Linked DNA regions of Mus musculus: all the other regions are linked to region 1. A link is a loop called in an ENCODE intact Hi-C map of the cell type or tissue named here. Cell type or tissue: left cerebral cortex. All regions are shown on one strand. Region 1 holds the start of Abtb2 (ankyrin repeat and BTB (POZ) domain containing 2). Region 2 overlaps 4931422A03Rik (RIKEN cDNA 4931422A03 gene). Region 3 overlaps 4931422A03Rik (RIKEN cDNA 4931422A03 gene). Region 4 overlaps Abtb2 (ankyrin repeat and BTB (POZ) domain containing 2). Region 5 has its middle 39 kb from the start of 4930547E08Rik. Region 6 overlaps Abtb2 (ankyrin repeat and BTB (POZ) domain containing 2). Region 7 has its middle 28 kb from the start of Gm39895.

The links. Peaks named below come from ENCODE experiments on the same cell type or tissue, not always from the same donor. Only the 100,000 strongest peaks of a DNase experiment are listed, where the experiment ranks them.
Region 2: a loop joins it to region 1, with 3 times the contacts of the local background. A loop is called at or near these places in 23 of 42 quality-filtered maps.
Region 3: a loop joins it to region 1, with 2.9 times the contacts of the local background. A loop is called at or near these places in 15 of 42 quality-filtered maps.
Region 4: a loop joins it to region 1, with 2.7 times the contacts of the local background. A loop is called at or near these places in 11 of 42 quality-filtered maps.
Region 5: it touches region 1 in a loop (4-fold over the local background); 12 of 42 quality-filtered maps call a loop at or near these places.
Region 6: it touches region 1 in a loop (2.5-fold over the local background); 11 of 42 quality-filtered maps call a loop at or near these places.
Region 7: a loop joins it to region 1, with 4 times the contacts of the local background. A loop is called at or near these places in 28 of 42 quality-filtered maps.

What each region holds. Positions count from the first base shown.
Region 1 is chr2:103,562,882-103,566,881 of GRCm38, reverse strand. Abtb2 (ankyrin repeat and BTB (POZ) domain containing 2) reads right to left here and starts at 572. Exons shown (of 17, transcript NM_178890.3): 1 at 1-572. The coding sequence starts at 155. In left cerebral cortex, CTCF peaks have their summits at 645 and 2,077; DNase peaks (open chromatin) are centred at 637 and 1,585; H3K4me3 peaks cover 1,915 bases; H3K27ac peaks cover 529 bases.
Region 2 is chr2:103,989,497-103,993,496 of GRCm38, reverse strand. It overlaps 4931422A03Rik (RIKEN cDNA 4931422A03 gene), which reads left to right. Exons shown (of 5, transcript NM_175161.3): 5 at 674-1,002. The coding sequence ends at 902. Among named protein-coding and RNA genes, the nearest start is that of Gm38515, 11 kb to the right of the region's middle. In left cerebral cortex, a CTCF peak has its summit at 1,967 (motif pointing right); no DNase peak of the experiment used is centred here.
Region 3 is chr2:104,000,652-104,004,651 of GRCm38, reverse strand. All of the region lies in intron 3 of 4931422A03Rik (RIKEN cDNA 4931422A03 gene), which reads left to right. Among named protein-coding and RNA genes, the nearest start is that of Gm38515, 22 kb to the right of the region's middle. In left cerebral cortex, CTCF peaks have their summits at 1,725 (motif pointing right) and 3,356 (motif pointing right); DNase peaks (open chromatin) are centred at 1,461, 1,734, 2,558 and 3,377.
Region 4 is chr2:103,641,693-103,645,692 of GRCm38, reverse strand. The region is part of intron 1 of Abtb2 (ankyrin repeat and BTB (POZ) domain containing 2); the gene reads right to left. 8030431J09Rik (a long non-coding RNA gene) reads right to left here. Exons shown (of 2, transcript XR_866592.2): 2 at 912-4,000. Among named protein-coding and RNA genes, the nearest start is that of 8030431J09Rik, 72 kb to the right of the region's middle. In left cerebral cortex, a CTCF peak has its summit at 1,879; DNase peaks (open chromatin) are centred at 1,083 and 1,906; H3K27ac peaks cover 490 bases.
Region 5 is chr2:103,847,301-103,851,300 of GRCm38, reverse strand. No RefSeq gene overlaps it. Among named protein-coding and RNA genes, the nearest start is that of 4930547E08Rik, 39 kb to the right of the region's middle. In left cerebral cortex, a CTCF peak has its summit at 2,218 (motif pointing right); DNase peaks (open chromatin) are centred at 643 and 2,204.
Region 6 is chr2:103,636,280-103,640,279 of GRCm38, reverse strand. All of the region lies in intron 1 of Abtb2 (ankyrin repeat and BTB (POZ) domain containing 2), which reads right to left. 8030431J09Rik (a long non-coding RNA gene) reads right to left here. Exons shown (of 2, transcript XR_866592.2): 2 at 1-4,000. Among named protein-coding and RNA genes, the nearest start is that of 8030431J09Rik, 66 kb to the right of the region's middle. In left cerebral cortex, no CTCF peak of the experiment used is centred here; DNase peaks (open chromatin) are centred at 190 and 2,107.
Region 7 is chr2:103,863,617-103,867,616 of GRCm38, reverse strand. No RefSeq gene overlaps it. Among named protein-coding and RNA genes, the nearest start is that of Gm39895, 28 kb to the left of the region's middle. In left cerebral cortex, a CTCF peak has its summit at 1,607 (motif pointing right); DNase peaks (open chromatin) are centred at 799, 1,636 and 2,051.

The DNA.
Region 1 (4,000 bases):
GCCCCGCGGTGCTGCTGCGCCGAAGAGTTGAGCGCCTGCGAGTTGGACTTGGAAGACGAAAGGCTGAGCGAGCGGCAGGAGTCGCCGGCCCCATACCCGGAGTCCAAGGTCAAGTCCTCCAGAGTCTTCAATGTGGAGCTGTATGTCCCGGCCATGGGGGAGCCTCCGCGCGCGGCCTCGCCGAGCGAGGGGCTCTCACTGTTCCATGCCCACTTGCCCCGGGGGAAGGGGGCGGAAACCAGCTCTAGGCTCTCGGAGGCGCCCTCCGTGCTCGCCGCGCCGCGCCTCGGGGCCGCAGCATCGCCCGCGCACAGGCCGCGGGAAGGTAGGCGAAGCTCTCAGCCGGCCGGAGCCCGACGCCGTCCGCGTTCAGTCGCGCCGCTGTCAGCGAACGGACTTCCCAGCCCTCCTCCTCTGAACTCGCGCCGCCAGCTCTCAGCTTCCCTTACAGAGCGTCCGGAGAGTCCATCACCACAGAAAGAATCCCGAGAAAACGGGGCGGCCACCGAAGAGCGAGGCGCCCGAGGTCCGTCTGGGACCAGCCGCTGAGAAAGCGCTCCACAAACTTCTACGGGGCGCGGGTTACAGACACAGATAGGTCCTCTGGAGCGGCCCGCATGCAAATACACCCGGGCGGTTCACCAATCATCAGCCACGCCGGGCAAGGGCTATGCCAATGGTTTCCGAGAGGGGCGGGAAATATGCAAATCACCGAGAATGGGGTGTAGCGGGTGGGTATGGCTGAGGGGGTTGGGTGGGGAGAACAAGCGAGCGAGCTGGCAAGGAGGTGGGGCGCAGAGACCCAGAAAGCCGGGGGAACCCGAAAACAGGCCCCAGCGCTGAGGATTAAAAGATAAACGAAAAGGAAAAGCCCCTATGTGCTGTCCCTTTCCCGCCTTCTATGCTTTAGACTTAGGCAGGCAGCTCCTTGTAAAGCTGTGAGCACCCAGCCCAGGGCAGTAGGAAAAGAAAACTGGGAGGAGACCCGACTCACCTTTCTTGTCGACTTTCTACCAAGCCCCTCCTCCTTCTCTTTTGAGAAATGAAAAGCTATTTATGTTTGGAGGGCAGGGGAGCACCTCTGCTTCTCTTCTCAGATCTATCTAGTTTTGTTTATATTGACTTTAGGCTCCAATCGAAACAGACTATCTTAAACTGGGACCTGAAAATAGCCCGGCACTCAGAGGCCTGTGATCACACCCCTGTATCCACTGTTACAGTCCACTGTTTTCCAAGGATTATCTAGGAGGTGGGAGTCCAAACCTAAAGAATGAACGGCTTTCCTCCTACCGGTGTACTATCAGGCGGATCCTTTTTGTCCAAGGTGGGAGGGAGTGCCTGCAAGGAACCAGATGAAAAACGAGGACCTGCGCTGAACACCTCGTGCATGCAGGTGTTCCCTTTTAAGGACTTGCTGGCATGATGTGCGGGTCCGCAGGTCTTCTTCCCCCTCGGGACTCGGTGCCTCCTGGGTACAGTGAATTGCTGTCCTTCCAGTAGCGCCCAGGTGCACCCCAAGCGGCTCGCTAGAGAGCTACTGATTGCATAGATCCACGCCCAGCTCTCGGAGGACCAGCTGCTCCTCCATAACTATTCACACGCACGTGCACAAGCGTGCACCAGCCCCCCTCCAGCAGGACTGCAAAATCAAAGCGCGGATTGTGCACAACGTTCGTCCCAAGTCCTCTTCGCCAGCTCCTGAATAGCTCCTTTGTGCTGTACTTTACAGTTCTGACCTTGGGCCGTGAGTTGGATACGAACTAGAAAAGTCTGGTTTGTCTCTTTCCTTAAATTAATGATCCCTTTCCCCATAAAGCGATTTTTTATTTGGCAGTTTTACTTAATTTTTTCCTTTCCTGGGGTACATGAGACGTTGCCTCCTGATGCCATAGAATTGGAAACAGAGTCAAGGACGGAAGTACTGTGCAAGGCATAAGTCATCAAATTAACAGAGTCACATTTTATAGAGGCGAAATTAGAAGTTAAATTAGAGGTTCAACTTGTCAGAAAACACGAAAAACCGTTTGATGGATTTAATACCCATTATGAGAAATATAATAAAGGAAATATCGTCCTCTAGTGGATATCCAGAGGAAGTAATTTTTTTTTTTCTTTGTTCATTTTCTTCAAAAGGCTGACTGGGAAGGTACATTAACTAAAAAGGTGATTTGGAGTGCTTCTTACACAAAATATGGGATATTTGTATTGGTGTATTTAAATCACATGATGACTTAAAATGTAAAGATAAACATGCCCAATTTGGATATAGATGTGGTTATTCATATCTGTAACCTCAGGACCGAGGAGATAAGCAGGAGGGCTGACTTGAAGCCAGCCTGGGTTTTGACAAAACCCCAAAAAGAGGATAAAAAGAGAAACACACCAAGAATGAAATCCCGGACTTTCATGGGTGTTAAACTGCCCCACAAGGGTCCTAGACAAATAACTGGATTTCTTTAAGAGATAGCAAGAAAATCGAGGGAAGAAAGAGCAGCTCTGTACATTAAACGATACTTAGAAGATACATCAACCATTCACAAGCTATAGAACATACTTAGGTTTTTAATTTAGAAGTTAATTTAAAGCATTGGGCCAGAAAAGTAGGTCAGTGATTAAGAGTCCATACTGCCTTTGCAGAAGACCCAAGTTCAACTTCCAATACCCACATTGGATAGTCTGTAACTCCAGCACCTTTGGCCTTCACAAACACCTTTCTTTCTCTCTCTCTCTCTTTCTCTCTCTCTCTCTCTCTCTCTCTCTTTCTCTCTCTCTCACACACACACACATACACCACCTAGATCTAGGATTGTTCATGCCAATAATCATACAAAGGAAGTAGCTTTAGGTAATCCTTGGGTGAAATCCCCTATTTTGTTATTTAAAACATAAATTTAAAAAAATCTGGAAATTAGAGTACAAAATGCCCTAAAATTTACCTTGAAAGTGAGGGATTATAATCTGAGCTATCTAAATATAAGTCAAACTGTTTATGAGAAAGGTAGATTACAGTCTGAGCATTGAAGAATGGCCCAGTTTTAGGTAAGTTTGTGGATCATCATTGACAAATTTAGCAGTTATCTTAGCTACTGTGTCCTCTTGACTAGGTCACTGTGAAGGTAAAGTTGGAGTATGATAAACTTTAGGCTAGTGGGCGAATATATAAGGCTGCATGGCACAATTTAAAGAGTTATTTATTTATGTATATGAGTGCGCTCTCTCTCTGCATATAGAGCCTGCAAGCCAGAAGAGGGCATCCCATTTTGAATGGTTGAGAGCTACCATGTGGTTGTTGGGATTTGAACTCAGGACCTCTGGACTCAGAAACTCAGGCCAGTACTCTTAACTGCTGAGCCATCTCTCTACCTCCCTTTTTAAGTTTATTTTAATTTTGTAAGTGTTTTTATCTGTGCACCATGTGTGTGTCTGTTGCCTGCAGAGGACAGAAGAGGATATTGGATCCCCTAGAATTGGAGTTATAGACAGTTATGGGCTGCTATGTGATTCCTGGGAATCGAACCTAGGTCCTTTGGAAGAGCAGCCAGTGATTGTAACTGCTGAGCCATCTCTCCAGCCCAGAATAGGACAATTTAACACAAAGCCAGGCTGTTTAAGTTTGCAGGAAACTTTCTGAATTCGCGTGCTCTCATGTACTTAAGAATTTGTGTCGAGGAAAGTGTAACTGATATTTGAGCTGAGATTTCTCTGACGCTCTTTTCTGCTGAAGAGTTCAGGGTGGCTACATACTCCCTGCCTACATTGGAAAGGGATTCTTAACCAACAACTTGAGGGTTATAGGTGGTACCGGGAGGCAGAGAGAGGGTTTGCAAACTACCTAAAATTGCCTAAAACACTTTAATGTGGTACCAGTTGAAATTGTTCTGGATAAAGTGGGTGGATGTAGTGCTGTATGATAGAACTTTCTGTGATAATGAAAATGTTCTGCCCACCCTGTTCAATGCAAGAGTCACTAACCACATTAATTTAACTTTAATTGACTTAG
Region 2 (4,000 bases), 430 kb before region 1:
TGCATATGCATTTTCCCCCATTTATGTTGTGCAAATCTTCCTAAACCCGTAAAAACAATTCTTCAAAAATTTCTCCTGGATACAGGAAGATCAGGAGTTCAAGGCCAGCCTTGGCTAGTGAGTGTGAGACCTGTGCCTCTGTCCCTAACAAAAGAAAACACAAAGACAGAACAAAAATTTAAAAAAAAAAATTTTTTTTAACAAGAAGAAAGGATGGGAAGGAAACAAGAAGCAGAAAGACGAGGGAGAACTAGAGGAAAGGAAAGCACCTTGAAAATCTCGTATTTAAATGAGATGGGCTACCCTCTGCTGCCTGCTGTGGGAGGACCATTGTCAAATTTCACCGGATTTCATCTGCATGAAAATACAGGAGGAGCGGCTGTGCAGACCGCTCCTGTCTGGTTGAGGACAAAGAGTTGGATTCTGTCTGTGTCTAGAATTTTCGTGGCAGAGGGATTCTAGCCTAAAAAAGAAAAAGATTCAGATAGGTAGACAACCTGAACCAAGATTTGGAACACACGTTTATGGGAAGAAACTGGCCACAAAGGGTTACAAGATTAGAGAGCGAAGCCACAGGGCCTCACCTGGAGGCAGGCCCGCAAGCTGAATTTACAACAGGGACCTGGGAGTCGTATAAATGACTAATGCTGGCTTCCTGATGCTCTTTTCCAAGCAAGCTGCAAAAATTGGCAGGGGCCCTTCAGTGTGCTGTCGATGTGTCTGGAATTCAAATAGTAGGATGCAGAGATGCCATGACAATGGGAAGCAAGCTTTACCTGGAGAAAATGATGCGGACATGGCTGCTGCAACCCGTACTCACACACGGGGACCTTCGCAACCACTCTCCAGCGGTCCCCATCATGCCTGACTGCGATTGCCCTTACTCAAGGGCATTAAATTAAAAAGTAATGTAGCCGGTGATTCTTTTTTTCCCCTATCCTCCCCCCCCCTCCCCATCCAGGCAGTGAAGAATGGGGCAAGTAAAATAAAAACCTTGACTGCAACTGATATGTCTGTTTTTTAAAAAATGATGCTGATATTAGACACAGCTCAGGAGAGCACAATTTGAATATCGGCGGTATTGTACGGGGCTGAAGTCCTCACACCCCCCTCCTTTAGATCTGTCTTCACTGGCTGCACGCCTTAATATTCTTCCGAGGTGTAATAGCTGGGAGGATTCCATCAGTAATAACCGAAGATCCTGTGAGCCGGTTCTGTTATCCTGAGAATCGAGAGGCATTTTTGCCTTGCCGGCTGTCATTTCCATTGGTGGGGCTGATAAGCAGATTCTGAGTTTATTATTTGCCCAGACAGAGTGCTCTAGCTCCTGGGGTGTTGAGTCGTTCTGAAGCGCTTTATTATTTTAAGTCTTTGTACCCAGGGCTGAGAGCTGGAAAGCCTTGGACAGGTACCGAGTGTTAGTTCCACCTTGACTTTGTTTTTCTGGCTCTCCTGCCCTCCATTTGGAAACAGAAACGCTCTTCCAGGTCCCCAGTTCTTCGCTCCCGTTATTTGGGGTAACAACTTAGCTCTGTGTCTCTACTCTCTTTCCTCCAAACACCACTGTCCTTTAAAATGATCTGAGTAAATTTAGCATTTGACTTTTCTTTAACCTGATAATTCTTAGGATGTGACCATGTATATAGTAACAACAATAACAATAAGTAAATGCATAGGTATCTGTTGGGGATTGGCTTTACAGCTCCACTCACATTCCAAAATCTGTGAATGTTTAAGCACTTTATGTAAAACGGCATACATAGCATAGTGTTTGCATATAACTTCTACAGTTTCCTGTATAAATCATCTCTAGGTTACTTCATGTGAAACTATATGAAGAGTTATTGTACTCTACTAGAGCCAATTACAGGAAAAGGTCTGTGCATGATCAGTATAGATACAGGTTTGATGTGTTTATTTTTATGTATATGGATGTTTTGCCTACATATAGGTGTGCCATTTGTGTGTAGTGCACTTGGAGGCCAGAAGAGGGCATTGGCTCCCCTGGACCTAGAGTCCCTGATGGTTGTGAGCTATCATCTGGGTGTTGGGAACTGGAACCCAGGTCCTCTGCAAGAACAGCAAATGCTCTTAACTACTGAACCAATCTACACAGAGTCAGGGTTTTAGAAAATAGGCTTTTGGTCTGTGGTTGGTCAAATCTTTGCATATAGAACCTATGGATATGGAGGGCTGACTACATAGCATTTACTATGTGACAGATATGTTCCAAGATTTTATTATTAGCATCAAACAAATCTTTGTGGTATGCGGGTTGGTAGAAATGATTATTGTCTTTTTATACATTTTAACTGTGTGTATGTAGTGTGTGTGTGTGTGTGTGTGTGTGTGTGTGTGTGTGTACATCATACATGGCTTTTTAGGAATTATTCTCTCTTTCTACCTTGTTTTTGAGGCAGAGTTTCTCTTGTTTCTGCTGGGGCAACCAAAGCCAGCTTCTAGCTCTCTCTGCCATCTTTCTCTCATCTTAGCACCAAAGCAGTAGGTTCTAGGAATTGAAGTCAACTCGGGTTCTTTGGAGAAGCAATAGGTGGTCTTAACCACCAAACTATCTCTCCAGCCCCTGAACACTCTGTTTTCATGGGTTACCTTAAGATTCCAATTCTGTCCCTTTCTTCTTAAAATAAGTATAATTTCCAGCCATCAGAAAGAACATATCATTTTTGTTATATAAAATGAAGTTTATTGGGTATAAATACAGAAAAGAACCCAGATGTCATACGGTGAGTCTGCAATCAGATGGCCAGAGTTAGTTAAAAATATCTGTTTTACCCTAAACCTCAATTTCCTCTTCTATGAGACTGGGCTGGAAATACCTGCTGAGCAGTGTTGCTGTACAGACCATAAATACCCAGGGTAGGCATTTACATGGCAAGCACTCAGAGAGAGGCACATTTAGTAACATTGATTGTAACAACACTGCCAAGAATCAAAACTTTATTGCCAGGGGAAAAAAAAACCTAGAAGAGACAATTTATCACTGAGTGGGAGGTTAGACCAGATAATTTTAAAAGCCTTTCAACTTCCCACAAAGATGGTACCATTCGGATCAATGCTTTCAAACTCACTATGGCCAATTATTTTTTAATTCTTCAATCTACCATCCACTGATGCTTTTGTGCAATACCATAAAAAACTGGAAGACAAGGAACATACAATTTTAAAAAGGCATACCAAATAAAAGCCCCACATTTTTTATCACTGGAGTAATTTAGATGTAAAATTGCTCCATCAAATTGCCATAAAAGTTACTAAATGTGTTTTAATTATAGCTTGTACATTAGTTGCTTTCCTCATCGCTATGGCAAAATACCTGACAGAAAGAAGGATTTATTTAGGCTCACAGTTTGAGAATATAGTCCATCTTGGTGGGGAGGGCATAGTGTTAGGAACATGGGTCAGTCGGTACATTGTATCCAATCAGGAAGCAGAAAGAGGTAAATACTCCTAACTCAGCTCCCTAGCCCCTAGAATGGCGCCACCCACCTTCAGGGTAAATCTTCTCTTTTTCAATTTCAATCTCACAGACACACCCAGAGGTGGCCCACAACAGTCAAGCATCTCCGCTTGATACACTTCAAATCAGTACAAAACTCAGGACCTCGTAATAATGCTCTAGGTTACACATCTGCTGTGGGTCAGAAAATTCGGGGGGAGCTTAGTTCATTGATGTGGGACGTGCTGGGAGGTTATGCCCAAGACACAAACTGGGACTACAGTCATCTGAAAGTTTGTCTGGGCAGAGAGGATGCACTTTCTAGGTAGCTCATTTCCAAGATTGGTAAATGAGTGTTGGCAGAGCAGGTTGCTGCAGTCACTCTTCACGGACATGGATTTCCTTCCATGTGGGGCTTTAGAAGGTCTCTATGACCTGACAAGTCCAGAATAAATGATACAGCAGATGACAATGTTCAAGTCACACAGTCTTTGTGAACTGGTCTTCGAAGTCATAGTTCATCAACTTTGCGATATCTTTGGC
Region 3 (4,000 bases), 440 kb before region 1:
AAGGAATAGTGATTGTTGCTTCCTGTTATTTTTTGTTGTTAGAGGTGGAATTATGTTTGTGTGGCTATCTTCTTTTGGATTTGTTGAAAGAAGGTTACTTTCTTGCTTTTTCTAAGGTGTAGTTTCCCTCCTAGTGTTGGAGTTTTCCATCTATTATCCTTTGTAGGGCTGGATTGGTGGAGAAATATTGTATAAATTTGGTTTTGTCATGTCTTGGTTTTTCCATCTATGGTAATTGAGAGTTTTGCTGGGTACAGAAGCCTGGGCTGGCATTTGTGGTCTCTTAGGGTCTGTATGAGATCTGCCCAGGATCTTCTGGCTTTCATAGTCTCTGTTAAGAAGTCTGGTGTAATTCTGATAGGTCTGCCTTTATATGTTACTTGACCTTTTTCCCTCACTGCTTTTAATATTCTTTATTTTGTGCATTTGGTGTTTTGATTATTATGTGACAAGAGGAATTTCTTTTCTGGTCGAGTCTATTTGGAGTTCTGTGGGCTTCTTGTATGTTCATGGGCATCTCTTTCTTTAGGTTAGGGAAGTGTTCTTCTATAATTTTGTTGAAGACATTTACTAGCCCTTTAAGTTAGGGATCTTCACTCACTTCTATACCCATTATCCTTAGGTTTGGTCTTCTCATTGTGTCCTGGATTTCCTGGATGTTTTGGGTTAGGAGCTTTTTGCATTTGCAAAAAAATAGTAAAAAGATTGCTTGGTGAAACCTTTGGAAGGCTGAGGCAGAAGGATCACCACAGATTCAGGGTCACCCTAAGGTACACAGAGTTCTAAGTCAGCCTCGACTATAGGGTGAGGTTGTCTCTAAAACAAAACAAAAAAAGCCAAGAAACCACCCACCTGTCTTTTCCCACTGAGGAGCAGCAGGGTTCAAGCCAACTGGTGCTGTGCTGCCTGGTTCCCCTGGGTCTATCACCTTCTTCCTCACCTCTACCAGCTGTCCTTCCCCCCTTCCTCTGTCCAGGTCCCATCTTTGCATGTAAGCCAAAGACTTCTATTCCGTAGCGTAATTAGCCCCTCTCTCTCAATAGCTCCGATGGGCATAAAGCGGTACAGCTTGGCTGAATAATATTAGTAACGCGGTTTCTTCATCTTTTGGGGCGGGGTGGAGTGTCACCGACTGAACGCTGGGCTCTGAGCTGCGTCATCTGTCTTCTTTCCACGAAAGCTCACTAGTGTTTTGGTGTTTGGTGCTGGATTGACTCCAGGGTCTCTGGCATGCACTGTACCTCTATGCATCACTGTTGGTACCCACGCCGTTCTCACATGGGCAAAAGCGTAAAGGCAGACGCATGAAACTGTGTTTGCTCTTTGTGCCGGCAAGTATTACATTTGTTTCAAAATACCAAGGTTATAGTCTCTCTACTTGCAGAGAACCAGTCTATGCAATCCAGCTGGAAGCGCAGCTCTGCTGTGAGGCAGGCTGACTGGATGTAGGCGGGCACTTTGCTTGGAGGCTCTGGAAGCAGCCTGGGGAGCTGAGGGTGGGACCTGCATCTTGTGACCAGGTGAGCTACTAGAGAGGCGTCTAGGGCATTCAGTCTGGAATCTTCTCTGGGCCTTGGCTCCTCATTCAGGTCATCATTGAACACCCCCACCCTCTTGTGAGGGGGGGGGGGGGGTCTCCCAGGGATCAAGCCAGGCTGCCACCTGTTGTTCCTCTTGTTTCTCATCTTTGCCTGAGGCTAAGTAACCGGCGAAGTCCGGAAGGTGGCGCTAGGCGCACAGAGACTCACGCTGCAGTATCAGCAGCAGTGTAGATCACCGCAGATGCTCCGTAGGATGCCTGGTATCTGTGTGGATCCAAGGTTATGTCACCTCAGCAGTTCCTCAAAAGGAGACTCTCAGCAGGAAACTCCAAGGCTAGAAGATTTGCAGGTGGAGCAGACTCACCTTCAAGGCCAAGTAGACCCAAAGCAGGTCCCTGAACTTCCAGTGGTACCCACTCCTGAGGTGCTGGCTGCTGAGCCGAAACAAAGTTCAGAAAACGAAGTGTTCCTTGTGAATCAGACGACGTGGACATTGGTGTCTCATCCATTCCATTCATGTCCGTGAGTTCTACCATAGAACGCCAAGGTCGAAGGAAGGCCTCCCCTCCTCATTTTTATTTCAATGCAACTAGGTTAACTGGAAAACTTCAAATACTGGGATCCAAGAAAGACACTGACAAGGAGGGTACACCACCATGGCAGCAGTAACCATACAGGACCCCAAAAGAAGGGGAGGGATATCCTCCTGCCACCTGAGCACCCTGTCCCTTTCTCAGAACACCTGCCCACCTAATTCTCACCTGCCTAACCCCTGCCATCGTCTTGAGGAAACCCCAAGGCATGCGCACACATGTAGATAGTGCTGCCCCATGCTAAAGCCTGGTCCATAACAATTCTGAGAGTTCTGGAGGCAACTCTTGAGTGTCTGACTATTCTTGGGATGATGTGATGCTTTTTAGCACTGAAGGGATGCCACATCTACCCCTTTCCTCCTACGTGGGCAAGTGAGAAAATCTCAAGGCTCTGTCTTACTTGCTAACACGGGCAGCCTTTCTACAGATGGAGAATTGCATGTCCTATCCCCACCTCCTATCTTTCCTCCCAGAGTATGAGTGACTCACACCAGATCCTGTTCCACAAAGGTCATGATAGTTAGAAATGTCTTCCTGTGAGAGAAGTTTGTCATTGTTGTTATTGTTTGGTTTTTCAAGACAGGGTTTCCTGGAACTCACTCTGTAGACCAGGCTGGCTCGAACTCAGAGATCCGCCTGCCTCTGCCTCCCAAGTGCTGGGATTAAAGGCATGCACCACCACTGCCCAGCATGAGAGAAGTTTGGAAGCAAAGTTAAATCTGTTGCGCTGTGATGGCTCAGTGGTTAAGAGCTCAGGCTGTTCTTTCAGAGGACCAGGGTTTGATTCTCAGCACCCACATGGCAGCTCCCATCATCTGAAATTCCAGGTCCATTTCCAGCTCCAGATCTCTTCTGGCGTCTGAGGGCACTGCATGCATGTGGTGCACAGACATACAGACAGGTACAACACACACACACACACACACACACACACACACACACACAATTAACTAATTAATTAAAACTAAATCTAGGTGTAACTGGGTCTGGGGAAGCCAGGTGTGTTGGTCTAGCTGGGCAATGCCTTACTCACCTTTATCATTCTGAGTAGTTTTGTCTATTATTATACTTTGCTGATTGAAACCATGACTGTGTGTATTTTTATAACTTCCTGGCAGAAGGCAATGAGGTGACTTGTTCTTAAGAGAGTTGGTGATTTTTGTTTTGTTTTTGGTCGGTCAGTTTTATTTAATGAGTATGCTGTCTGCGTGTACACCTACATGCCACAAGAGGGCATCAGACCCCCATTATAGATTGTTGTGAGCCACCATGTTGTTGCTAGAAATTAAGCTCATTGCCTCTGGAAGAGCAGCCAGTGCTCCTAACCACTGAGCCATCTCTCCAGCCCCAGGTTTTGGTTATTTTGAGACTATGTACTTTTGGATGGCTTGAACTTGCTAAGTAGAGCAAACAGTCATGAGCTCACAGGGATTCACCTGCCTCTGCCTTCTGAGTGCTAGGATTAAAGGCATGCAGTTTCATGTATTTTGTTGTACCTCTATGCAAAGGAAAACCATCCATAGTCAAAACCAACAGGAGATATAATATCACTTAAAAATGTATTCTGAACAAGAAGTTACTTTTTCTTTTGAATGACAGGATCTCACTAGGTAGCTTTGGCTGACCTAGAATTTAATATATAGATGAGGCTGACCTCAAACTCACAGAGATCCACCTGCCTCTGCCTCCTGAGTTCTGAAATTAAAGATCTGCTACTATGTCCAGCTAAGAGACTACTTTTCTAGTCCTTAGTTCTACTGACCGATAAGTATGTATTTCAAAACTCTGTGTGTGTGTGTGTGTGTGTGTGTGTGTGTGCGCGCGCGCGCGCATGATAGGGCATGGTGTGCCATGGTGCATGTGTGG
Region 4 (4,000 bases), 79 kb before region 1:
CTTACTTCAAGCAATCTATTTGAGACCACAGTTTGGAAATATAAAACTGGAAACCCAAAGACACCCAGTATCCTGCCCAGAGTTAGGAAAGGGTGAGGGCAGTGTGGAGGGGGTCTGAGATTCAGTTCCTACATCAAGTCCCTCCCATCTTCCCCTTCCTCCAATAGCCTTTCCTACCCTGTGTGGGTTGGCATGTCCTTTTATCTAAATAAGACTTTGCAAAACACTTTCATCTTCTGTTTTTATCACTCAGTTAAGTTGAGTAACCTAAAAGATTTTCTGCAAAGCGTGTAAGTTATTTTAAAAATAAAAAACAAACAAAAACAAAAAACTGCTCAACAGTCCATGTATCAATTTTAGGTAACCTAGGAACAGTTAGGACCAAGATCAGGTTTGTATGGAAGATAGAGCTGTATAAATGCCTCCACTTTACGATATTCTTTATTTGGGGTTCCTGGAAAGGCCTTCATTCCTCTCTCATTTGGAAGACTTAGCTCATAAAAACCTGCATCTTCCAAGTTTTTGGATTTATATAATTGCATTATATAAAACATGTACTTTATGTATTTGATACAAAGTCTCATGTAGCCTGGGCTGGCCCTGACTTTATTATGTACCTTAGGATAACCTTGAACATGGGATCCTCTTGCCTCTACCTCCTACCGCAGGATTACTGGCTTGTACCACCACACCCGACTCTCACTTTATTTTTATTTCTGCAGATCTAGGGTAGTGATAATGAAAACTATTAAGAAGGACAGTAATTGGATTTCTGTTCTGTAGATTAATATAGAGCACATGAATTACAAGCCCAGGAGGGAAGGGGCTGCAAGAGAACCCGATGCTAATTCAGCTGTGATGAGTTGATGCACGTAGACTTGTGGATAATGGGTATTGGGATAAATTTGTAATTGTCTGCATTTTCTCTCTTTGGAAATGCTACTACACATCCTCCTTTGGCTTCCCCCATCCAAGGCACAGCCATTTTCATGATTTGGTGAATAAGCTACATTCTTCTGGCTTTTAACAAGCACCATACAGTGCTGTCTGTCCCACCCCTCAAATTAAATAAGACTTGTTGTGACACAGCTGCAGTTCCCGGCTGCCAACATTTGGGAGGCCAGAACAACTTCCTACTTGGCAGGGAAGGCTGCTGGTTTTTACAGAGTCCTTCCAGCCCCTCAAACACCAGCACACTCCTGGTCCTCACATCCTCACATATGGAATGGTGAAATCAGGGATTACTGCACCCATTATGCTGAAAAAAGAAAAAAGAAAAACTGCTATCCAGACATGCAGCAGGTTCAAGGCTTGCACAGTAGGCTCTTTAATACACTGGTAGCATTAGTTAGGACCATCTGTTGGTTAGGAATAACATTCTGTTCTCTAAGGGATACAAAGACAATTTCAGAAAGTTCTCTATTATCAACACTCTTGTCTGTGTTTTACTCCCAGAGTCTATAATCTGGGCACCTCCTCTAAAGATGGAAAATTTTACAAGGGAAAGAATGTGCCCAAGGTCACACTGCACTGCCAGATCCAAGAATTACTTCTCCATTTGCCTGGCAGAGCAGAGCCCTTGAGTCAGTGTCTAGACAAGACAAAGGAGGGTCCTCCTACAGCAAAGCTAACAGGGATGCAGAGTGAAGCTGCGGGCATCTTCCAATTACACCTCCAACAACCAATAAGCCCACTCCTAGCCCACCCCCACCATGCTTTCTGGTTGGACTTTTCTTCCTCCATTAGCCTTGATAAATTACATGGCCCCACAGCAGGGACTGTTTCTTCCTCTCAGCTTTGTTTGGAGCATTGTCCCAGCAGGGCTCAAATAAAGGGCTATTATTAATGGTGACAATAATGCGATACTGTTTTCTCAAGGGCCTCCACCAGGGCCTGCCAGGTCAGCGCTGGCAACTTGCTGCTGCCTCTTGCTGGTAGTTTTCATCTGCTAAAGCCAGCTGTCCAGAGGATGGCACCCTGTCCTCTGTATCCAGTCATTGACACTTTTATTACATCCTCTATAGCCCTGAAAATCGGACTGAGAGGAACCAATAGACCATGTCAGAGAGCCATGAAAGGACTAACCAGGCCACACACAGGAGGCACCCCAGGCCCAGGGCAATGGGTTCCAGATATATTTAGAGCTGAGGATACTCCCAGTTAGAGGCCTGAATGTTAAATGCCTTGCGAGTCTGCTGTAGCATCAGAATGTTGCAGTGTCTTTGAAGCTGTGAGTGCCTTGAAGGTTAGGAATCACGTCTTGAGCTGTTTGTGGTGGGCAGAGAGGACACGGGGAGCTATAACATGATTAGACTCACATGTGGGAGGGGGCACACGTTTGTATCATTGTTCATAGGAGAGCCAGACTCATTCTTCATATCCATGAACTGGGTTCTAACTATTCATTAAGAAAGGATCAGTGGATAAAGTAAAATTGATTTTAATTTTAACTAATTTGGGGAAGGCAGCTTCTCATAGAGCCCAAGTTGGCCTCACTGTGTAGTTGAGAATGAACTTGACCTTCTGCTCTACCTGCCTCTACCCCCTGAGTGATGGGATTAAGGGTGTGCACCACAATACCTAGCTTTATGTGATGCTAGAGATTAAACCCAGGGCTTTGTGCATGCAATGTGAGCACTGTGCCAACTAAACTCCATCCCCAATCCCTAAAATTGTTCTTCTTTTATTGCAGAAGACAGCATAGCTTAGCATGGTAGTATACTATATAATCCCAGTGCCTGAGGCAGGAGGATTGTGAGCTGGAGTTCAGCCTGGGCTACATAGTGAGATCCTATCTAAAATAAAACAAAATAGAAAAGCAATCAGTGTGATAGGGCAGGGCAAATGTGGATATGAAGTAGGTTTTAAATATATCTTAGTCCCCATTTGAGTTTCTCTTTTCACAGTTTGATATCCACAGTCAACTGCAGTCTGAAAATAGTAAGTGGAAATTTCTGAAAACAATTCACAAGTTTTAAATTGTGCCCTATTCTAAGTAATATGGTAAGAATCTAACCCACTCTACCTCAGATGGAAACCACCCCTTTGTGCAGTTTGTTCACACTGTAAATGCCACCTGGCCTCTAGTCACTAAGCAATGTCTCAGTCATCAGGTTAACTGTCTCAGCATTGATGGGTTGTGCTCGAATAACCCTAATTTTACTTAGTAATGGTCTGAAGTACAAGATTAGTAATGCTGGCAATGAGAAAACAGCAGAGGGAAACAGTAAAGGGGCCTTAAGGAGAAAAGTGGAAGTTCTCAATAAGGAAAGAAAACAAGCATGCTGAGCTGAAGGTCGTTTGTAAAAACATACTCTGAATTTGTGAAGAAGGAAAAAGAAATTTGTGTGGTTTTGCTCTCACACCCAAACTGTAAAAGTTAAAGTGACAGTGCATAAGTGCTTACTTAAAATGGAAAAGGCTGTGTGTGTGTGTGTGTGTGTGTGTGTGTGTGTGTATCCATGGCATTCTGAGGTACCCGCTGGGGTCTTAGAAAGTGTCCTCTGTGGATGAATGTGACTCTTTTATGTTCTAGGTTCTCAGGTCTGTGTTAATTCATCTCAATGGCCGAGTCTCCCTTCCCTCCACATTGATAAACAACTCACCTGGGCAGGCTTTGCTTTTTCCATCACCTGCTACTCTTAGCCAAAGTTTCTTTAAGTAGAAGGGGGAGGGGGTTGGCAGAGAGGCTGGGAAGCTGGACAGCTGTAGGAATGAGTTAAGGGTCCCCTGCCCCCCACAGGACTGACATGTCTCTGCTTCTGAGAACACAGATCAAGTCTAGATGCAGAAGGAGACAAAGTTGGGTGAGCTAGACTTACCTCAGAGCAAGGGGCAGTTGGCCTTTATGTCTCTATTAAAACCATCAGTCTATCCCCCAGTCCCTTGCCACCATCTCTGTTAGGAGGCTGAGGACAATTCTCCATGATGACTTCCTCCCCAGGGGATGGCACCTGACTGGCTTTGCTCTATCAGTCTGCCAGAGAAGGGCTCCCATATC
Region 5 (4,000 bases), 280 kb before region 1:
TCTGCAGCTGCTCAGGGCCAGCTCTATTGCTCTCATGACCTTGGCCCATCTCACCCACCTGACACAGGCTACCATTGCTCTTGAATCTGCCTTGCCTGTAACTTTAGTCTGTAACTTTAAACTTGCTTTACACTTTTTCTTGCCAAACTGCACATTTTGTGTATCTTTTTTCTTCCCCTCTGTCCTTTCTCACAGTAGACCTGTATGAAAGCAATAACTAATAGCCACAAAACAGCCTACATACTATCTTATATGAAATTTCCTTCACCAAACAAGCTAGTCTATTTCTAATTTATCCTCAGTCAAGTTTCCAGGACAGGGAACAGCCAGGCTCTTCTCCAGACTGTCACATAAATGGCCTCTAGTCTAGTTCCTGATAGAGTCCCTGTTTGCCTGTGAACCTCACAAGCCAGGCTTTGATTATCTGCATTTCTCTTGGAATTCTGCTCTTCCAACTCCCACCGGAACAGTTCATTCAGCTCTGCTTATGACAGAATCCCAAACTTCCACAGACCAGTCTCACGGGGCTGTAAGTCATGTGGCCAGGATTGTCACAGCGAATGCCTAGACCTCAGTACCAACCTTCTATTCTAGTTACTTCTCCTCACAGATTTAACAGTGAGAAGGAGAGGTTAATTTTGATTCACAGCTGAACCATCTTCCCTGTCCCCGGAGCTTATCTACGCACACAGGGATCCGGGGGTGGAGGTTGGGGGGTGGTTTGCAGAGGGAGCTCAGCAGTCTCCCAGGAAAGAGAAAGATTGACCCATTTCCCTGCTCCCAACATCCTGTCTGAGACTGCAACTAGACACAAATACCAGGGTGAATATGAGCAACCCAGAAAGTATCTCGAGAGACAAGCAGAAAGCAATAGATCCAAGAACGTAAAGGAGATGCAGGTTGCAATGGCTAGCCTTGACAGTTACTCAAAAAGGACAAGTGGTTCCTGGAGATTCTAGGTCATTCAAATACTGGGTGCTGAACTGGCTCGGGCCTGTTTCTGAAGGTCACTGTGGAATTGGCTCTGGCCTATCTCTAAGGTCACTGTGAAATTGGCTTTGGCCTATCTCTGAAGGTCGATGTGCTGACTAGTTTGTTTTTTCTTTCTTTTTTTTTTTTTTTTTTTTTTTTTTTTTTGTCAACTTGGCAAAGGATAGAGTTATCTGAAAAGATGGATCTGCAAATGAAAAAATGTCTCCATAAGACTGGACAGTAGGCAAGCCTGCGGAGCATTTTCTTAGTTGGTGATTGGGAAGAACTCAGCCCATTGTGGGTGGGGCCATCCCTGGGCTCGTGGCCCTGGGTTCTATAAGAAAGCAAGCTGAGCAAGCCATGTGGAGCAAGCCAGGAAGCTGCACCCCTCCACGGCATTTGAATCAGCTCCTGCCTCCAGGTCCTACCTGGTTTGAGTTCTTCCCTTGGCGTCCCTCAATGAACTGTGACTCAGAATATGTTAGCCAAATAAACCCTTTCCTGCCCACGTTGCTTTTGGTCATGGTGTTTCATCTCAGCAGTAGTGACCCTCAATAAGACAGCCAGTGCATTTAATAAATAAGACGATGGTTACAAAACAAAAAACAAAAAAACATAAACCCCAGGGCCCCAGCTCCTTAGCAGGGACAAAAGGCTCTCAACAGAACACACTTGAAGCAACAACTTCTCTTGAAGAACTGCTAGAGAGCTGATGAGCCGGGACCTGCCTCTGCTGCTGGGCAGTGACTCCTGCCAGCCAAGCCCTGGGCTGCGTATCAGTAACTGATGCTGCCATTTGGTGCATTGGGAAGAGAAATGCGGACCGAATCCCCATCCTGGAGCAGCCTGGCTTCCTGAGGCCATGACTCCATGAGGGAATAAAATGTGAATCACTATTGTGGGTCCACTCGATGGGTGTGGCCTGAGGGAGGCGGGGACCACCCTTGGAGTCTCCCACCTACTTCTGCAGCAGATTCTACTACCAACTATGGTTACTGGATGAGCCGTGAACAGGAGCCTGGGGCCTGAACGCGGCTACTTTCTGGCATGACCAGCTTCCTCCACACTCCATGCCCTTCACTGCTGTCCACCCAGCAAAACAGAACCAAACCAGCCTGAGCTTGACTACCTTAGAACACCTATTCCTGCCTCTAGGTTCTAGGGTACCTAAAAGATAAGACAGATGGATGCAGTCCTGTGGACAAAGAGAAACAGACTTCTGAATTTCCAATTACAACCAGCAGGGGGAGCCTTGAACAATGCAGTCTGGGAACAGAGAGAGGACTGTCCAGCAAGAAGGAATCCCTGCAGGCAATACCACTGACCCAAAGCAACTACCTTTGATGCATAGTAATTACTATGGGAAATAGTAACTACTCACATCATAATATCCTCTTGTGAAATGTAAACAGTTTCTCCCTGCTAGTGGAAGAAGCTAGTGAAAACTAGAACTTCCCCTCCAGGAGTTGTGTAGACCGAGAATACAAAACTCCCTTGCACTTCCTCACCCCTCCTTGCCCTCCTACTCTTTGAGTTTGAGTTGCCTACTCTATCTGCAACCATAGCAACCCGGCTGGTGGGAGATTATGGAAACTCCTACACATTCTTTTAGATTCAGGTAAGTCTTCACCTTACTCATGAGGCCACCTCTAATACCCTCTTCAGCGTCTGAGAAGGTTGTCTCACTGCGACTACACTGGCACCACAGGCACATCTAAGCTGGACTCCTGCCTCATCTCTCAAACCTCTCTTGATGAGACCAGCAAGATGGCTCAGAAAGTAAAGGCACCAGCCATCAAGCATGATGGCCCGTTGGATTCCTGGGACCCACACACAAGAAGTTGTCCTCTGGCCATCACTAGTGTGTTGTATCATGTGAACACATACATGCATATACACATGCAATAAATAAACACTATTTAGTAAACTTTAAAAAAAGAGTTCTATTTACTTGGCTTATATTTGCAACCCTGGTGTATATGCATGACTGGTGTGGGGTCACACAGACACTGATCACACATGTCAGACACTTAAGGCGATTGTATTGCATTGGAGTGGATGGGCCTGTGGCAGACTGTCCAAGGGACGAAGTTGAGGCAGAGAGGCCTAAGCTACACTGGCAACGCAGTCAGAAAACAAGTAGAATTCATGTCCTCAGGCAGAGAGCTGTGCCTGGCATGACCACTGTCCAGGAAAGCCAAGGGAGACAAGACACGAGAAAAACAAGGAAGAAGGAATCTCCAGGAGAGGTAGGAGGTGGAGTGAAACATGAGAAGCTGAAGTCCAGTCTACTGTTAAAGTAACTTTTATTCTCCTGTTGGTAATTGTCTCAGAGGCTCACTGCCTCCGTCTGCTAACCTGGTCCTAGTTCTGAAACCTTCTAGACTCTGTACAGTATCATCTAAGCCTAGAATATTTTCAGCCTCTGAGAGTTGCTATTGAATATGCTCACTCTAGTTCTTTTTGAACTCTGGCTGGCTGGTTCAACTCAAACTCCTCTCTAAGTTGACTGATTCAATCTGGCTTCTCTTAGTTTCTCACTGAATTGCTCTGCTTGGCCTCATACTAACTTTGTCAATGTGTTCTAATCTTCTGGCTCCTTCTCATTCTCTGGTTTGTTCTGTCTTTGCCTGTGTCTAGCTTGTTCTCTCTTCAACCTGTCTCTGTAAAACTCTACTGGTAAGACTGCCTCCTCCCTCTCTCTGCACTGCCCCTCAAGTAGCTTCCCTTTCCACTCTTTTGTGAGAGTTGGGCGTATCCTATTCTGTCAAATCTTTCTCTGATTTGTCACTTTGTCTGCCACTCAATTAGACATCACTGGATGCTTCCTTCTACAAACTAACTTTAACTTCATTATTTGTCATTAAAGGTGTGTACTAAGGATGTGTGTGTGTGTATATTCTAGCTGGGGGTGGGGGCGGGGGCAGGATTAAAGGTGTGTGCTAAGGGCTGAACCTTGCCACAACTAGAAACAGGTCTTTTTTTTTTTTTTCCAGTAAATAACAACAACCTCTGGGTTCACAGTATG
Region 6 (4,000 bases), 73 kb before region 1:
CTCATTCATCATGGGATTTCAGAGTAGCCTTATCCTTCCTGGCCTTCATTTCCTCTTCTGTGAGCTGAGTTGGCGTATGAGACTGAGCCCTTCTACCCCTGGTGCTGTGTACTTCTTTAGCCTGCAGGAAAACAGTGGTGTGTCTTGTTATTTCTAAGCAAAGGCCCTAATTGTTCTCAACAGCCCTGAACTCCTCTATCTAAAATCCACAACCTCTCCTCTCCCCTCCCTCCCACTACTCCTCCTTCCTCTGAGACCCACAAGACTGTTACAGAACATTCATTTATTTTTCTTTGGTGCTGGGGCTGAACACTCTGATGACTAAGCCATTGAATTTTAATATGCTACTGTGCTCCTGGGAAGATGCCTTCATTTCCCAGCCCCCACCCCCGTCCCTGCACCCTGCAAGGACATGTGGTAGTCGTTAGGAACAGTTTGATCAAGTTTAGGTTTTCAAGGTGGAGGGGGGGGTGCTGGTGGCCAGGCATGATAAATGGACACAACATTCAGAGGGCTACTCAGAAAATAAACATAAAGCCCCCTTTGAGCAAGCCCACCAAAAACAAACTCCCCCAAAGCCATTTTCTCTATTTTGGTGAGTGGGGGTGGGGTGATAAGGGACATATCAAGAGGAGGCAGGGTCTTTTAGATAGATGCTAACATTGTTGAGGGCACAGAAACTATTGTATGGACAACTATCAGACACTGTCAACCATGTCACAAATGCAACATCTTTCATGGCTAAAGCTGGATTTCTAGCTCATGAGTTCCTGGGAAACAGCAGGCCCCAATTTCTGACCTAATTCCCCAGAGAAATCTGGATCACCATGTCAGAGGTGGGCAATGTAACGATCCAGGAACACCCCACTGGGACTCAGTCTTGTTGACTTTCCAAAAGCCCCTCACAACAAGAGACAACTTCCTTAACTTCTCTTGCTGGACCTCCGCTCCCTGCCCCCAGCCACTCTCCCATCCTACTTTGATTACTACCTGACTCTCTTTTACATTTCTACCCCAGCAGAAATAACCTTGGTTCCTGAACATGCTTGGGTGGACAGACAGCTAAGAATTACAGTGTTTTTCCATGTGATAATGATGCTCTGGCTCTTGCTAGGCAACTCTGAGCCTCACTCAGACTGGTACTGACATCGTGGTAAAGAGATATGTAATGTAATATGAAGACAATGACATGAAACGGGAAACACGAATAGTTGAGCTACAACAGCAAAGTGACAGGTGAGACAAGCTCCTGACAGTTGGCGAGTTGGTGTGGTGACTACACAGGTGTGTTCCAGACAGTTCTTACTGGGGGCTGCTGTTTCCCAGCAACTTGTCTGGATGTTTGAAAACATTTGTGATATAGAAAAAGACAATCTGAAAAGAAGACTCAGACTTCTCAGTAGTGAGATTCTACCTCCAACCAGAGGGTAAGGGGTGAGTCTGATTAAGAGCCTAGCAGGAAGGAGCATGGCACCTCTGTGTTCTCTGTGCACAAGAGCTTGCACAGTGCACCCGGGACGGAAATCATCAGTGACTCAGGCTGTCCAGGAAGCCCCTGGAGACTGTCCTTACAAATCGCCTTCCATGATGGGTTTCATGTGCAGGGATCTCAGATGCAATCCTCAGATGTGTGGCAGGTAGCTAAGAAGATGACAGCTCCCTCTTGTCAGTTTCTGCTGAGCCTCATGTTTTCCTTAAACTTCGTTTTGTGTGTGTATGTGTAGGTCAGAGGTCAACTGTGTGTAGTCAGTTCTCCACTTCAATCTTTACGTCATTTCTTGGGATTGAACTCAGCTTGTCAACCTTGATGGCAAGAGCCTTTATCTCTCTGGCTCTCGGTTTTATTTTAATACTAGTCATGTCAGATGAGAGGCTCACAGTACACCAGTATAATCTAGTCTCATCCAACTAACCCTATCTCCATGGACCCTGTCTCCAAATAACAGTACATTCTCAAGTGTGCAGGATTCAGAAACAACTGAGTCCCCTGTCCCTCTCACCCAGGCTGATCATAGGAGCAGCTATGTATTTCCAGCTGGGAGAGTCCAAGCCTGTTGGGTGGTTCATCCACTGGAGAAATGCCCACTGTGACAGGAACAGGCTCTTCTCTTTTTGTGGTTAATGCTAAAAGGGACATTGGTTTTACAAAAAGTACTGTGGTTTTCCTCAGGAAGTGCCCCCAGCCAGAGTCCGAAGCGTGAGACCTCTGTTCAATGAGAGCTAAATGGAGAATTGCTGGCTTTGCTGCAAAGGACACATTTGCCTATATTGGATCTGGAAATATTCCTCAAGCTCATAGTGTGCGCGTGTGTGCGTGTGTACTTATCTGAAGAGAACATGAGCACTGGTCCCTTCTACAGTCTACCCCTGGTCTAGAAGACTTTCTCTCCAAAGGTTCAGGTAGTGCTTTATACTTTGTGTACCTTGAGGTCCTTGTCAATACCTCTGTTGTAGCTCACAAGTAGCCAGAGACACAGGGAAACAAGTGGGCACGGCTCTGTGGACCTCTACTTTTGGGTGCTGAAAGTGAATATCATATGAATTCTATGTGCCATGAGTCATGAGCTGTCTTTTGATTGTTTTTCAACTATGCCATAATGTTAAGGTCACTCTTAGTGAGCAGGATGTAGCCCATGGGCTCTCAGCTTCTAGACCCCCTTAACAGCACACTACTGAACATCAAGAGTTGTTCTTTGACAGCACAGCACTGCTGTCATGGCAACGAATCTCCCTCTCAACTGCACAGCTGGAAACACATTTTTGTATGTGTCAGTCCTCTTGTACACCATTTCTAATCACAACAGAATAAGCTGCCTCTATTTTGCAGATGAGAAAACTAAGACTCAAAATCCAATTTCTTATTTAATAAATAGTCTAGCCAGGCTGGAATATATATCTTCCTGCTCCTTATCTGGTATGGTGGTTTGAATATGCTTGGCCCACGGGGAGTGGCACTGTTAGGGGTTGTGGCCTTTCTAGAGGAAGTGTGTCGCTGTGGGGATGGGCTTTGAGACCCTCCTCCTAGCTGCATGCAGGGCAGTCTTCCTCTGTTTGCCTTTGGAACAAGATGTAGAACTCTCAGCTCCTCCAGTGCCATGCCTGCCTAGATATTGCCATGCTTCCTGCCATGATGATAATGGACTGAACCTCAGAACCTTTAGGGCAGCCCCAATTAAATGTTGTCTTTTATAAGAGTTGCCTTGGTTGTGGTGTCTTTTCACAGCAACAGAAACACTAACTAAGACATCTGGTAAGCCAGGTAAGAGGCCATAATGCCCAGATACAGCCCAAACTAACTTCTCCACAGACAAAGTCAAACACCCACCCCTTCACAACATCTTTTGTCATTCCCTACCCCAGTGACTGTCCCAGGAAATCTGAAGCAATTGGGGTGTAGGTACAGAACTGAGAATTGTCCCCCCAGAGAATCCCTGACCCCCAATCAAGAAAACCAGCCATAGTTCTGGCTAGAGAGAAGCTCCCTGGTGCTTTGTAGATTTCACTCTAAGTAAACAGCAGGGGTTCTGGGTCACCAGGCCTGGCAAGTTCATAAGCCATCTACTGTGTCCCAACCTTGCATGTAGCGTTCTTCCATCTCTATCAGGGTTAACAACTACATGCTGTGGAGGCCAGGTATGCAAATCAAGAGAAGTTTAGAAACAGAGTCAACTACAGTAAACTGGGAACTCAGCTCCCTCCAGCAGCTGTTACCAGATCTGGAATTATTGCAAGTTTTAAATAATAGGGGGTTAAGTGAGTATTGTGTCAAAAGTTGTCCACAGACATCCACACTGTACCATGCGTTGCCTCTGCCCTTAGGCTTGTCTCTAGATGTATGCAGCTGACAGTGCCTGGTAGTCAGCTACATGAAGTAGCTGCTCTTTCCTAAAAACTCTCATTAAAAGAGAGGGCTTTTGATGGAGTGGTAACAGAGAGAAACAAGAAACCATGTGATCCTGAATAGACCCACAGAGGTGGGGGATAAAGCATGGAGCTAGGA
Region 7 (4,000 bases), 300 kb before region 1:
ACTTAGATTCTCCTTTCAAAGTCTCCACCCCTTCCCAATTGCATGAAGGCCAGGAGAGAGCCTTTAACTTGTGGGCCTCTAGGGGAACATTCTAGATCCAAACTTTAACCCCACCTAAATAGATACAGCACCTGACACTCAGTGATACCACTGTCCAGCTTACAGGAAAACAAGCGCATATTGCACAACCCTATTACATCCAAAGATCCGCGGGACTCAGATCCAGATCCAAAACCCTTTTCATTGCATGGCAGGGAGAAAACAATTTCTACGTCAACACTCTTATTTACAGATTTAGAAAACCTCCTATCCAGGGCAGGCACTTAATTAGTTATAGCTATTCTGAGTCTTTACTTTTGTTACATTTTAAAATAGCCAGCCCTGTCACAAAATGTATCTCAATTTATTCTTCTTCTCTACTCTTTCATATAAAAAAAAAAGACAAACAAACAAAAACCCTCTAAGCTGTTTCTATTTTTTTTTCTTTTGACTTGGGTGGGGGGTGGAGTTGTGTGGGCATGAGTATGGAGGTCAGAAGACAATTTACCTGAGTTGGTTCTTTCCTTCCACTTCTGGGTCCCAGAAATTGAACTCGGGTTATCAAGGTAGTTCACCCGGCCCTGTTTCTCTCTAGTTGTACTCAAACAAAATGAGATGGTAGCAAAAATCTCACCTTAGCAGCCCCAAGTCAATCCCTTCAAGATTTAGTTTAAACGGCACTTCTCTGGAAATCTGAAAAACACACACATATCCACGAATGCCACCACCACCACCACCACCACCGCTCTCCTGGCAGAGAAGGCAGAAGCCCACTCACAAGCCTGGCTTACCCATATGTTTACAGTTGGAGAGGGAAGACTGGAATTCAACTTATAGATCTCCCTCTGGTTCACCTCATGCCAATCTGCATCTGACTTGACCCTGAGGTCCCTCCTTAATCCAAGACTTGTCCTCAAGGGTGAATATCACCAAATTTCACTGTCCCAAGGACTTGGGGACTCTCATAACTGACACAAAATGCCAAGCCTGCACATACCTGCCTTCCTGATGAAATGGAAGGTGGGTTCTGGGTTCCAGGCCCTCATTTCTCCACGGATCCATTTCTGTGTACTATTTCTTTTCTCTCCTTGCCCTCCTCTGTGTTCTTTCTTCCTTTACATAAACACTTCTTTAAAATGCTCAGGAGGCCAGCAAGAACGGGAAAGAGCACTTTCACCTAGCTAGATGACCCGAATTCAATACAGAATTGAATATACATGGTATCTTCTGACCTCTACACATGCATCGTGGTACACATGTCCATGTGTGTATAATAGCAAATAAATGAATAAATAAATAAATGTAATTTTAAGGTGAAAATGGTATAAGTGGGCTGGTGAGATGGCTCAGTGGGTAAGAGCACCCGACTGCTCTTCTGAAGGTCCGGAGTTCAAATCCCAGCAACCACATGGTGGCTCACAACCATCTGTAACAAGATCTCACTCCCTCTTCTGGAGTGTCTGAAGACAGCTACAGTGTACTTACATATAATAAATAAATAAATCTTTAAAAAAAATGGTAGAAGTGTGTGCTGTACACCAAGTGCATCTTGGTGTGCAGTACCTGAGGAGGCCAGAAGAGGGCACTGAAACATCAAGAACTGAAGTTACACAGGCTTTTTTAATGGTCACATGGATGCTGAGACCCTTGCTCCTCTGCAAGAGTAACAAGTATTCTTAACTTTTGCAGCTCCCATCCCCCCGTCCCCCAATCCAACTTTCTAGATAACCCAGTAGTTTTTGGCTGCCTGGCATGTAGGACCTCACTCACCAAAGAGGAACCTTTCCTTACGGTGACCTGAGTTTCTCTTTCTATGGAAATACTGGGGCCTGGTGGTTGAAGCAGACCTCTCATGCATGGTGATTAACCAACTTCAGACAGAGTTTTCCTCCCTGGGAAACAGGCTGGGAGCCCAGAACGGCTGAAAAGGTGTCTCTCCAGCAAATCTGTGAGTAAGCTGATAACTGGGAAAGCTGCTGAGCCCAGACTCAGATGGGAGCTGGGCTCAGAAACCACAGCCAGTGCCAAACAGGTTGCCAAGATGAGGCAGGCAGAAGCCATGCTGAAATCCAAACTGCAGAGCAGAGATTGCAAGCCAGGCAGAATAGTGTGTCTGTGCCATCCCACTGGTGGCTGGCACAGATGGTTGGTCGTTGAGATGGTTTCAATAAGAATGGCTCCTATAGGCTCATGTGTTTGAATACTTAGTCCCCAGTTGGTAGAGCTGTTTGAGCAGGGTTAGGAGGGGTGGTCTTATTGGAAGAGGTGTGTCACTGGGGACAAGCTTTGAGGTTTCAAAAACCCACATCATTCTCAGTGTCTCTCTGGCTCCTGCTTGCAGGTAAAGACGTAGGCTCTCAGCTCCCGCTCCAGCACCAGCACTGCCTGTTTCCTGCCAGTCTCCCTCCAAACCCATGAGCCACAAACTAAATGTTTTCTCTTATAAATTGCCTTGGTCGTGGTGTTTTGTTGCAGCAGTAGAAAAGTAACTAAGATAGTCATGAAGGATACAAAGTGTGCTGTTTGGTTTTGTTACCTTGACACAAACCTAGAAAATTAAACCTCTTTTAAAAAATGTTTACTTTTATTGCACGTGCATCCATGTTTTGCCCACATATATGTCTGTGTGGGGGTGTTGGATCCCCTGGAACTGGAATCACAGTCAGTGGGCATGTGGTTGCTGGGAATTGAACCCAGGACCTCTGGAAGAGCAGTCAGTGCTCTTAACCTCTGAGCCATCTCTCCAGCCTGAAATGGAATCTTAATTGAGAAAACGCTTCCATAAAATTGGCCTGTAGGCAAATCCATAGGGCACTTTCTTAAATGAATGACTGATGTAGAAAGGTCCCAACCACTGTGGGCCATGCCATTCCTGGGCAAGTGGTCCTGGATTGAGAAAGCAGGCTGAGCAAGCCATGGAGAGCAAGCCAGTAAGCAGCATTCCTCCATTGTTTTTGCTTCAGTTTCCTGCCTTGAGTTCCTGCCCAGACTCCTTTCCATGACGGACTGGGACTGGGACATATGATTTTAAATAAATCCTTTTCTCACCAAGTTGCTTTTGGTCTTGGTGTTTTATCACAGCAATAAACATAACTAAAGCACACAGGAATGCCACACATACCTAGCTCTGTAATTAACAACAGATGTTCACCAGATGTTCAGCTTGTTGTTCACAGTCTTACTTGTTTTCCCAATAAAATTAAGATGTGTGAGCTAAGTGTGGTGGGATATCCCTGTAGCTACAACGGGGGAAATCATGAGTTCAAGATCAGCCTAGACTACACAGCAAGACCTCATCTTGAAAAGAAAAAAATATAATAACACGTTAGGTGATTGTCTCCACTTTAACAGAGGACAAAGCCAGGGCCCAGAGACATTGAACTCCTTTGCTCAGGCCATATGATAAATGAATGAGAGACCCCCGTGGCTATAATCCTGCCCCTCTACGTATTTGGCTACAAGTTCCTCTGTATACCCTATGCATAGCAATTTACTTTCTTAAGAGCTAGGATGTTTGTTTCTTTTCTCGTTCATCATCCACGTGGCATGGGTAGTCAACACCGTCTTAGAGATGCATTCTTGATACTTCTGCAATAGTGCTATAACCTGTACATAACATAATAGGCTAATATCAGTCTCTGGTTCTCAGAGCAGTGTGGGCTGCCTTGTGTCTGCCCGTGGCCATCTGGACTGTCTCCAATGTTTAGGTTTACTGCGGAGCACTGTGTTTCCTCTTAGTGGAACATGGAATGAGAATGGGAAGTAGTTTAAGGTAATGAAAGAAAAATAACATTTTGTGTCTTTTGTGGGACTATTCATGATGAAGCCAATTAAACAAAACACTAATTACACAGATGAGGGGACCAGTTCTGGTGATCATAAAATTAACGGCCTTTCTAGTAACCTTAAACATCATAATTTCCACCTGAAAAATACTTAGACTAACATATTGTAAAACATA